Regions from separate parts of the Mus musculus genome. Here region 2 is linked to region 1. The links are chromatin contacts, found by Hi-C or POLR2A ChIA-PET in ENCODE. All regions are on one chromosome and are shown on one strand. Each heading gives the region's core, a stretch centred on a gene start or an enhancer-like site at or near the end of the contact. The rest is flanking DNA. Distances are from core to core; before and after follow the strand shown. Region 1 holds the start of Ifngr2 (interferon gamma receptor 2). Region 2 holds the start of Son (Son DNA binding protein).

The links. A loop is a pair of places that touch in the nucleus more often than their neighbours do. ChIA-PET counts read pairs that join two places held with the same protein, here RNA polymerase II (POLR2A).
Region 2: a map of heart shows a loop between it and region 1 (2.0-fold over the local background). The contact joins the promoter of Son here to the promoter of Ifngr2 in region 1. A Hi-C loop is called at or near these places in 1 of 37 maps with a recorded cell type or tissue (heart). POLR2A ChIA-PET finds 5 or more read pairs at or near these places in 3 of 5 experiments (Patski and embryonic stem cell).

What each region holds. Positions count from the first base shown.
Region 1 is chr16:91,543,749-91,549,189 of GRCm38, reverse strand. Ifngr2 (interferon gamma receptor 2) reads right to left here and starts at 2,131. Exons shown (of 7, transcript NM_008338.4): 1 at 1,958-2,131. The coding sequence starts at 2,027.
Region 2 is chr16:91,645,038-91,650,478 of GRCm38, reverse strand. Son (Son DNA binding protein) reads right to left here and starts at 2,655. Exons shown (of 12, transcript NM_178880.4): 1 at 2,495-2,655. The coding sequence starts at 2,571. Gart (phosphoribosylglycinamide formyltransferase) reads left to right here and starts at 3,507. Exons shown (of 22, transcript NM_010256.2): 1 at 3,507-3,595.

The sequences.
Region 1 (5,441 bases), core at 882-3,381:
ATAGAGTTGCATACAGAGAGACATACACACAGACACACACATACACGCACACACTCACATGCTCACACACGGCTACTCCACAGTACAAAGAGCAGCCATGGCTACAAGCAGAAGCCTTGATCCTTCTGTGCAGGAAACTGAATAACTAAAGAGTCTCATGCTATCAATTATTCTTTTTTGTTTTGTTTTTATGATCTACAGCAAATGGCTGCCACCTAACAAAGCAACAGAGAGTAACTCCAGCCTGTTTGGGGTACAGTATTGATATGCTAGCCTTGACTCCCTGGAGCGTTTTACAAATGTTCCTTTCAAAGCCTTGTTTCCGGGGCTGTGAGATGGCCCGGTGGTTAAGGGCACTTGCTACTCTATTAGAGTTCTAGCCCCAGCAGGGCAGCTCAGAACTATTTATAGCTCCAGTTCTGGGAGATATGATGGCCTCTTTTGGCTTCCGTAAGCACCAGGAACTCAAGTGGTGCATAGACATACATAGACATGCAGGCAAAACATGAATATGTTGTTAAAAGCAATTTTATGATTCCTGAGGGCCATTCATAACCTATGGAACAGTTATGGGAATCTTCTCATTACCTGTTGGCCGCAAGAACAATGTCAATATTTTCACTCTGCACTGTGACTAAAAGGGTTTCTTTTAAACATATCCTAGTTTTTCTTTTAAAAAAAAAGTGTGAAAATTTCGCGTTAAGAGTGGCATGAGAGTCTAAGAAATTTACAAAAGGCTACCATTTTCAAAATATCTAAGGATCCAATTTGTTGTTAATGAGCCACAGACCACGACTTTTGTGGAGCATAATAAAAAGTTAATCATTAGAAAAATGTCTGTTGTAAAGTTTCTAAATACGCCTATCAACTTCTGAACACATAGTTCACAGACATCTCAGACAATCGCAGGCTCTCCTCCAAAGGAGACCTGTGTGTGTGGGTGTGTCAGACACAGATTGCTCAAGGCAAAATGGGGAACATCAGAGCCAGGGTTTAAAGTCTTTGTCTGACTCCAGGAGAACAAGTTAACTGCGTAACCCACTCATCCTCCTGTGCTCCTCTGCCCTTAAGGAGAAAGGGAACTTAAGGGCCTTTGCAGGGATGCTGACAGAGGACCAACTAACTCCTCAACACCACTTCCAATGGGAGGGAACGTCCCAATTCGTAGGCTTATTTAACTAATGGCCAAACTATAAAAAAAACAAAATAAACAACAACAGCAAGACCCACTGAGTAAACCAAGCCGGCCCGGCCGGCCAGAAACTTCAGGACCCCTTTTTCTCATCCTGAGTTCTGTGTTTTCACAAGGGTGCACCCCACTACCACTGTGGACTCCAGATATCCAAGCTTTGATATGATCTCTGCACGGGAAAGAACCCAGCAAAATATAATCACGTAGGAAGAATGTTCTTGGTTAGTGATGTCTTTCTTTTGTTGGTTTTGATGACTGGCTCATAAATACAGTCAGGTTGGTGACAAAAGTGGGAAGTTGAACCCCGGTAAAGGGCTGTGTGGGCGGAGTAGGATAGAGCTGAGATTAAAAGTGTGCCTCAGCTGACCCTCTGTCCCCATACACTGGAGGGGACACAGGCATTTCTGCTCCCCATCTATAAGATCCCGAGGAACTGAGTACGAGGATTTTATAGGCTGCCCAGACAAATACTGGTCCTGCCCGTCAGCTGATCTCCCTGGCACCAAGGAGCCAAAGACGAACTGGGCTCTCCACCTCCAGGCCTGGAATTCCCCGTGGTCCACGCTACACTCACTGCAGCTCCCTCTTGCAGATTCCTCCTGGTCGGTGCCCCGTCCGATCGCGGTCACCCGCAGATCGGGAACGACTGCAGAACCCCACCCTGTGCCGGGTGCAAGCTCCCGGAGCCACCCACGCGCGGACGCGACACCCAGGAGAGCCCGAGGAGTCGGGGGTGGGGTGGGGGGTCTCCTGGGTCGCGCTTACCTGGCGAGGACGCCGCGGCACCGAGCCCACAGAGCAGCAGCGACGGCAGCCACAGTGGCAAAGGCCGCATGGCCCGGGCGGCCCGGGACCGCGGGGTGGACGCCGCTCAGACTCGCACCGCAGCGGCCATGGCGAGCCGAGCGCCCGCCTCTTCCCCAGCCTAGCCGCAGAGCCGCCTCGCCCCGCCTGCGTCCCGCCCCGCCCCCACCGCGCCCGGCCCCGCCCCCGCCCGGCCCGTGGGGACTTTCCCCGGTGTTCCCGGGAACCGCGGCCCCCGCAGCCCAGCACACAGCCCCGGTGACTCCGGCCACACCTCGCCGAGCCGACCTCCAATGTGTGGCCAGAGATCTCTAGTACCATCCTTCTGGAGAGACCCGTGGACACCCATCCCCACCCTACCCCACCCCACTTCGGACTCCCGCCACGTACGATTTAAGGACCCATTTATTTTGAATTCTGTTCTCTTTAATGACCGGAAAGATCGTGCTAAGCTTTGAATCCTTTTAAGCAAAGGGCTACTTAAGGGTATAGCAGAGAGGACCCTCTAGGCCGTGGTGTCACAGAGGAAGAAAAGCTAGAGGAACTGTACTGGTTGCTTAATAGTCTGTGGGTTTGGCCCTCTGTGGCTGTGAAGCTACGAGGAAGTGACCCCAGAGCAGGGCAGGGATAGGCTCCCAGCCTGAGCCTTCCCCAGTGGCCAGCCTGTTGGCAGAGACGTTCACACCTCGGCCACAAAAAAGGGGGCAACGAAAGGAATGGTTAGAGGGAGACAAGAGTCAAAGAAAGGGGTCATCGAACCGCAGCTATTGCTCCTAACCGCTGAGGCCTCAGTCTTAGGAAGCCACTTTAAACTGTAGTTGAAGCTGGCCTTGAACTTCACAGATCCTCACATCTCTACCTCTCAGGGGTTAGTCGTGGGCCCCCAAACCCTTCCCTTGTGCCTGTGGCTCCAGAAGTTGGCCTGTTATAAAAATACGTGATGAAATTATCTAGCAAAAATTTGAACTATGACTTGAGAATTTCAAGACCCAGAAATGTACTTACATGCCAAGGAGAAGAGGAGGGCTGTGGGGATCCTCTCAACAGGACGTGTTGAAAACCGCAGAGGAGAGAAAACCTAACCACACAGGCTGTGGATTATAAGTATACCCCTCTGAGTGCCCCGTGCCCTGCCCCCGGCATGTTTTATTTTTATGAGACAGGGTAAGGAAAAGGACTCAGCTAAAGCCACGAAGGACCTGTGATCACTAAGCTTTTCAGCCTGTGGTCTTGACCCCAAATGGTAAGCCTTTGGAAGTGCTACTACTGCCTCACCCCACTCCCTACCACACCCCTGTCTAGAATCTCCCTCCCTCAGCACAGTGCTAAGGGCATATTCCCTGGATCTGTACCCCATGCCTCAAGCATACAACCCCCCAAAGACAAGCGTTTCTCTCCTTTCCCCAAGGCAACTTTGTCAGGGCAAGGCCAGCTAGGTGCTGGCATCCACTCTCTTGCCCTTCCTGCCTAGAGGAACCCTGATGTCGTTGATAGCTGAGTCTTCTGTTGAGATCTGGCAGCTGGCAGCGGAAGATAACAGGAACTCCGGTCTGGCATTTCCTGTGTGTGTAGCACTCCTGGCTCTGTCTGTCCCTCTGAGCAACTGCTTTGATTGTGCTGTGTGCCGCCATTTCTGTGTTCTCTCTCTTACCTCCCCATTGCTTCTCCCCTTTGGAGGTAGGCTTATTGTGGACACAGCAAAAGACTAAACCTTAGGGTGTTTTATTTGCATCTTCCAAAACCATGAGAGCAAAGACTGGTCCCAGCACTGCATGAACACAATCACAATGCTTTCAAAAATATTTATGTGTGTGTGTGTGTGTGTGTGTGTGTGTGTGTGTGTGTGTGTGTGTGCAGGGCCCTGTGGAGATTATCACCTCCCAGGAAGTGAAGTTACATATGGCTGTGAGGTCCTGGAATTCTGGGCCTTTGCAAGAGCATCAGGCCCTCTTAACTGCTGAGCGAATCTCCAGTCCCTGGAGATCTGCAAAGTAGGAGATTTTAGCCACTTTGATAAGGCTTCTGTGTCTTTCCTCTTGAAGTTTCTATCTGACACACTTCTCACATAGGGAAGTGTCCGGTAGCTATGAGAGTCTTGAGAAATGCCATGTTTTATAGCTTATGTAGAGCAACAGTAGTTGTGAAGTGAAAACAAAGTTTTTTTCTTTTTTTTCTCCTTTAAAGATTTATTTATTATATGTAAGTACACTGTAGCTGTCTTCAGACACCCCAGAAGAGGGCATCAGATCTCATTATGGATGGTTGTGAGCCACCATGTGGTTGCTGAGATTTGAATTCAGGACCTTCTTCGGAAGAGCAGTCAGTGCTCTTAACTGCTAAGCCATCTCTCCAGCCCCAAACGAACTTTGTAAGCCAACAATTATTTTTTCTCCAATTTTTTATTAGATATTTTCTTCATTTACATTTCAAATGCTATCCCGAAAGTCCCCCATACCCTCCCCCACCCCCACCCCCGCTCTTCTACCCACCCACTCCCACATCTTGGCCCTGGTGTTCCCCTGTACTGGGGCCTATAAAGTTTGCAAGACCAAGGGGCCTCTCTTCCCAATGATGGCCAACTAGGCCATCTTCTGCTACATATGCAGCTAGAGACACAAGCTCTGGGGGTACTGGTTAGTTCATATTGTTGTTCCACTTATAGAGTTGCAGACCCCTTTAGCTCCTTGGGTACTTTCTCTAGCTCCTCCATTGGGGGCCCTGTGTTCCATCCAATAGCTGACTGTGAGCATTCACTTCTGTGTTTGCCAGACACCGGCATAGCCTCACAAGAGACAGCTATATCAGGGTCCTTTCAGCAAAATATTGCTGGCGTATGCAATGGTGTCTACGTTTGGAGGCTAATTATGGGATGGATCCCTGGGTGCAGCAGTCTCTAGATGGTCCATCCTTTCATCTCAGCTCCAAACTTTGTCTCTGTAACTCCTTCCATGGGTGTTTTGTTCCCTATTCTAAGAAGGGGTGAAGTGTCCACACTTTGGTCTTCGTTCTTGAGTTTCATGTGTTTTGCAAATTGTATCTTATATCTTGGGTATTCTAAGTTTCTGGGTTAATATTTGCTTATTAGTGAGTACATATCATGTGAGTTCTTTTGTGATTGGGTTACCTCACTCAGGATGATGCCCTCTAGGTCCATCCATTTGCCTAGGAATTTCATAAATCCATTCTTTTTAATAGCTGAGTAGTACTCCATTGTGTAAATGTACCACATTTTCTGTATCCATTCCTCTGTTGAGGGACATTTGGGCTCTTTCCAGCTTCTGTAAGCCAACAATTATTAATAAAAGCTAAATTTTAGGGGCTGGAGAGTTGGCTCACTGATAAGAGCACAGGCTGTTCTGCAAAGGACCCAAGCTGTTCTCAGCACCCATATCAGGTGGCCACACCCTCCTACAACTTCAGCCCCAGAGATCCAGGTCCCTCTTTT
Region 2 (5,441 bases), core at 1,406-3,905, 100 kb before region 1:
TACATACATACTAGTGCCACTTTCTTTTGTTTTATTTCCAAGACAAAGGCCTCACTATGTAGCCCTGGCAGTCTAAAACTCAAGAGATATGTGCCCACCTCTGCCCATCTGCTGGGACTAAAGGCCTGCACCACCATACCTGGCCTGCCACCTATTTTTAAAAACCATGAAATTTTAACAAGAGTCCACAACCAGGACTATTATTGTTTCTATAAATGGAGGAAAAAACTGTATGCAATAAATTGTGTGTTAGTCTCACCACCTATACTGATATATAAGCAAATAGGGGGAAAGTAGCTCACTCAAATGGCAAATTAAAAAAAAATGTTTTTATACTGATTATGCCATAAACCAGGCTGGTTTTTCTAATGCTCTCACTTACACTTTTTTTTTTTTTTTTTTTTAAGATAGGGTCTCTCTACTTTGTCTGGCCTAGAACTCACTACTGTAGACCAACTACCTCACAGGGATTGATTTTCTTGCCTCTGCCTTGTGAGCACTAGGATTAGAGGTTTGTTCCAGTCATCTAGGGCTGGGCAGGAGGACAATTCAGGCACTGTGAAGCAGAAGCAGAGGCAGGGAGAGCTTTCTTTAAAAAAAAAAAAGAAAGAAAGAAAGAAAGAAAGAAAGAAAGAAAGAAAGAAAGAAAAGAAAAGAAAAGAAAAGAAAAGTCAAATCAATCTATAAAAAATAATTTTCCTTAAAGCTACCAGAATGTTAATTACAATTACTAAAAAGCAGTTAGAATTTTAAACCATTTATCTGTCCAACAATAAATATCCTAAAAAGGAATTTATGTAGTTATGAAAAGTGTTCCAATAATTGAGACTTTGAAGGACAAACCTGCTCATAATCTATTATGTCTAAAATACAATACAAAATGACCACACTAAGAGAAAACACATTAAAAGGGCACGATGGCACAAGCCTTTTACAGAAGCAGAGGCGGGTGGATCTCTAAAGTTCAAGGCCAGCCTGGTCTTCAGAGCCACACAAAGAAACCCAGTCTCCAACCCCCACCCTACAAAAAAGTAAATACAACCAGTACAAGAGACTGCTTGAGTTTCAGAATGGTGGTAGCACTGGCCTTTAATCCCAGCAGAGGCAGGCAGATTCCTATTAGGGCAAGGCCGGCCTAATCTACACAGTGAATTCTAAGTCAGCCAGGACTACCTAGTGAGACCCTGACTCAAAAATCAAAGGTTTCCAGGTAAAATGATATTCCCTTAGTTTATGTTTCATCTCATTAAACAAACAAAAAAAAATACCCAATGTCTCAAAATGTTAAAAAGCAACACAGTGTATAAATATTTTTATTTAAAAAAAAAATTGTGACGCCACCATTGATTGAAAGATGACAACAGGGCAGCTTCAGCTACAAAGCTGTAAGCCATGACATTAGAGCCTGTCCACAAAAAAGAAAAAAAAAAAAAAGAAAGAAAACAAAAACAGCAACAAACAAAAACACCCTATCTTGAAAAAAAAACAATTTCTGCAATAAAATATGATTAACATTATTCTATCCACAGTCCCAGGTAATTTGGGCATATAATTTACAACTGCTTATCAGATGATTTTTCTAACTTATGTATTGCTCTGTTCTCAACTTAAACCATTCGTTAAAAAATAAAAGTAAAAAATATTTACCTCTGAATATTTCCTTAAGTTATAACATAACCCACACTATTTTCCTAAGTAAACAACTGAGGAGATCTCTTCAACATTAAATTCTGAGAACCAAGGCTAACCTCTGAAGTCTACTGGCAGTGACAAAAATCCGTCCGTTAAGTCGGGGTAGCAAGGAAAAATAACAAAAATAACACATACTCCACTTTCTACTCAATCAAATTACGCATCCAGCAGTTCCAAAGCCCCCTCCTATCATCCTCTCGAATATTTGATCTTGTATCTTACATCGAACTGAGATGTTTCAATTTACAACTGTGAAAAGAGTGCTAATCCGGTCTGAAGCACAGAGCAGTAACCGGGGCCCAAATCGTCTAATAAATAGACTGCGGTGGCCAAACGATCGCAAGCGTACAATAATAAAGAAGTTTTAAGGTTACCCAAGAAGCGGCCGTTAGAGACCCTTTCCGGCCATAGACACCGGCCGGCGAAATGCGCGGAGGCGGGGAGGGGGAGGGGAAAGGCGGCGGCGGAGGAGGAGCTGGGAAGGGAACTAGGCCCGTCCCTGGTGGACGCCGGGCCTCCGAGTAGCTGGAGGGTAGGGGGTGTCCAAACGAGGGAAAGGTGACCGTCTTAACTGGAAGAAAGAAACGGCGTGTGCGACACCGCGGAAGAGACGATCTTTCGCGAAAGGAACGAACGGGGAACTGGGGGGGTGGGGGGGGGGGCGGAAAATGGATCCCAGGCCCAGGCGGGGCCGTAGCGGGGCCTGAGCCGAGAAACGACGGCGTTCCGTGAAAGATGCCACGGGAGGCTAGATGAAGCCCTAACAGCCCGCGAGGAGCAGAAAAGTCTGGGAAGCGTTTACCTGGAAAGCTCCTGTTGTATTTCCCGGAATTTACTGACCACGAAAGACCTGAAAACCTGCTCGATGTCGGCCGCCATGGCGTCCGCTCCGTTCTCTCAACTACTCCTCGCTAGTCCTCCAGGCTCCCAGCATGCCTCGGGAGGAGGCGCAGCGGCCAATTCCTTTTATCCCTTTCCTGATTGGCTCGTGAGGGAGCGTCCGCACGGGCTCGCTCCACCCACGAGCCAATCAGCGAACACCGGCCCGCTCTCCTCCGCTGTTTCTGAGCCGCCGGGGTAGAGCTGCTGACGTTTGCGCCGCGCACGAACTCGGCCGCCATGTTAGTGGTTGACGCAGGCGCCATTACAGGAGAAGTCGCTCCCGAGGCGACCGCGACAGCTTCGGCTGTTGATCCCCTCAGCCTGCGGGGACTCCTAAGAGGCTTTCTATAGGGAGTAAATGCCTGAGATTAGAGGCCATGGAAAAAAAAAAAAGCTGGGGGACGAGAAAAGCCTCGGCTTGTCCGGCACGGAGCTCGAACGCGTTTGTTGCAAGCGCCAAGTTTACTTTGGTCAGGGAGACGTGCATGAGAAAGAAATCCCCGTCCCGCGTCCCCACTATGAGTTGGAAAGGAGCCATTCCCATTCTGCCTCGATGCTTGCTATAACCGGCCTCGCGTAGTTTTTAGCAAAGGCTGGAGCGTCTGAGCGACCTGCGTTCTAAACGCAGTGCGCTTGAGCTGCTCCGGAGTCCAGCCCTGGCCGCTCCGCCCTGGCGCTTGGTGAGCAGCCACAGTCAGGCAGCCTCGGCTCTGCCCCCAGTGTAGGAGGCTCTGGGGTAAACGCAGGGACCTTAAGTGACAGCCCCTGACGAGCATCATCAGCTCTAATCGTGGTGCCAGGGATTCTGAGCCCGGCTAGGCAGCGGGCTCCGACCGCACCCTAAGGCGGGAGGAACCCCCACGGGTCGCCTCGCGGGCGGGGACCTAGGCGGGCTGCGGCCAATGAGCAGCCGAGTCCATCGGAGGCGGGGCAGAGGCCGGGGCGCGCTGGATTCCCCGGGCCAACTTCCGGCGGGTGCGAGTGGCGGGTGCGAGCCGGAGCTGCGTGGCGGGGCTTGCAGGTGCGTGAATGCCTTAGTTCTTAAGATGATGCGTGGACTGCCTAAACGCTTTGACCCATGGGTTTAACCTCAGCGACCGGTGCTACTCTTGAAACGAAACTGGCGTGACTGGCGAAAAGCCCACGTGCTTTGCACGGCCTTGATGGAGGTCGGCCAGGTAGTTCTTTCCCAGCTTTCTAATTCTGAGGCCGGGTCCAGGTTTCTGTGCATCTCTGCCTTGTAAAGACAGACCCTGTACACCGATGGTTTTTTTATCCGCTCTAGTTTTATCACAGTAACTAACCATTTACCTGGACCACTTTCGTATTTGGTTTCTACTTTTTCAAAACAAATATTTGGAAGTGGTTTTAACCGATTCTTTTATTCTCTCCTTACCCTATTCTCTTGTTCTCGCTATAAATTGCCTGTTAGTTAACTGACACCCAAGAAGTTACAAAAGACTCTCCGAGTCTCCCGGCTAGTAAGGCCTTGACACCGGAGCCCAGGCACCCAGCCGCTGCTGGTGAAGAGACCAGTCCTGCTATTTCACAGATCCTGACTAGTAAAATGAAAATTGTCTTCTTGCACTGCTTTCTTATTCAAGTTAGATTTTTTAAAAAGTTTAATGGCTTCAGCTATTTCTCTAAGAAAATGACACAGAATTGAACTAAAGTCTATCTTATGTGTAGGAGCGTTGTCCCTTACATGTATGTTTGTGCCCACGTGCATACAATGAACGCCCCAAAGAAGCCGGAAGAAAGCATTCAGTCTCCAGACCCAGATTAGGATGTTTGTGAGCCACCTTGTGGGTGCTGGGAGACTAAACCCCAGCCCTCTGCAAGAGAACTAAGTGTTCTTAACCTTACCAGTCTGCTTGGGTTTTCCTTAAATATGTAATCCCAAAGTAAAGGATCAATTTAGAATTTACATATTTCAGTTTTCTTCTTTCCGTAACCATCTTCTACATAAGTAAATATCTTGATAATATCTTTGCTCCCCCCCCTCCTTTTATTGGTGCTAGAATTTGAACACAAGGCTTCTATTCTAAGCAATAGGTATCAATTAGGTATATGAAGTAACAACACATAGCAAATTAGTACTTCCTATTTCTGGGTACTTTGTAGTATACAATATTTTTTTTTAAAGAATTGTTTATTTTATGTATGTGAGTACACTGTAACTGTCTGAAGACACACCAGAAGAGGGCATTGGATCCCATTACACATGGTTGTGAGCCACCATGTGGTTGCTGGGGATTGAACTCAGGACCTCATCAGTGCTCTTAACCACTGAGCCATCTTTCCAGCCCCCCCCCCCCCACACACACACACCTTTTTTTCTTAAAGAATTGTTTCAGTTAATTCTTTTTTTTTTTTTTTTTTTTTTAAAGATTTATTTATTTATTATATGTAAGTACACTGTAGCTGTCTTCAGACGCACCAGAAGAGGGCATCAGATCTCATTACGGGTGGTTGTGAGCCACCATGTGGTTGCTGGGATTTGAACTCCTGACCTTTGGAAGAGCAGTCGGGTGCTCTTACCCACTGAGCCATCTCACCAGCCCCCAGTTAATTCTTAAGAACTAAACTTTTAACAAATGCTTGTATTCAAATGAGATGTTAGTATTTAATTGTGGTTTCTAATAGATTTCCAATCTAGAGACTCCCGTAAGATCTCAAATCATAAGCCTGCAAGCTGTAGACAATAGACAAATGATTCTGCCACTTGTTTTTGTGTGGATACCAAACAAAACTGGTGGGAGGAGCCAGATGTGGTGGCACATGCTTGTAATCTCAGCACTAGGGAAGCAGAGGCCAGAGGATCTCGCTGAAGCCCTGAGACCTGCTGTAGCAAGTTCTCAGTCAAC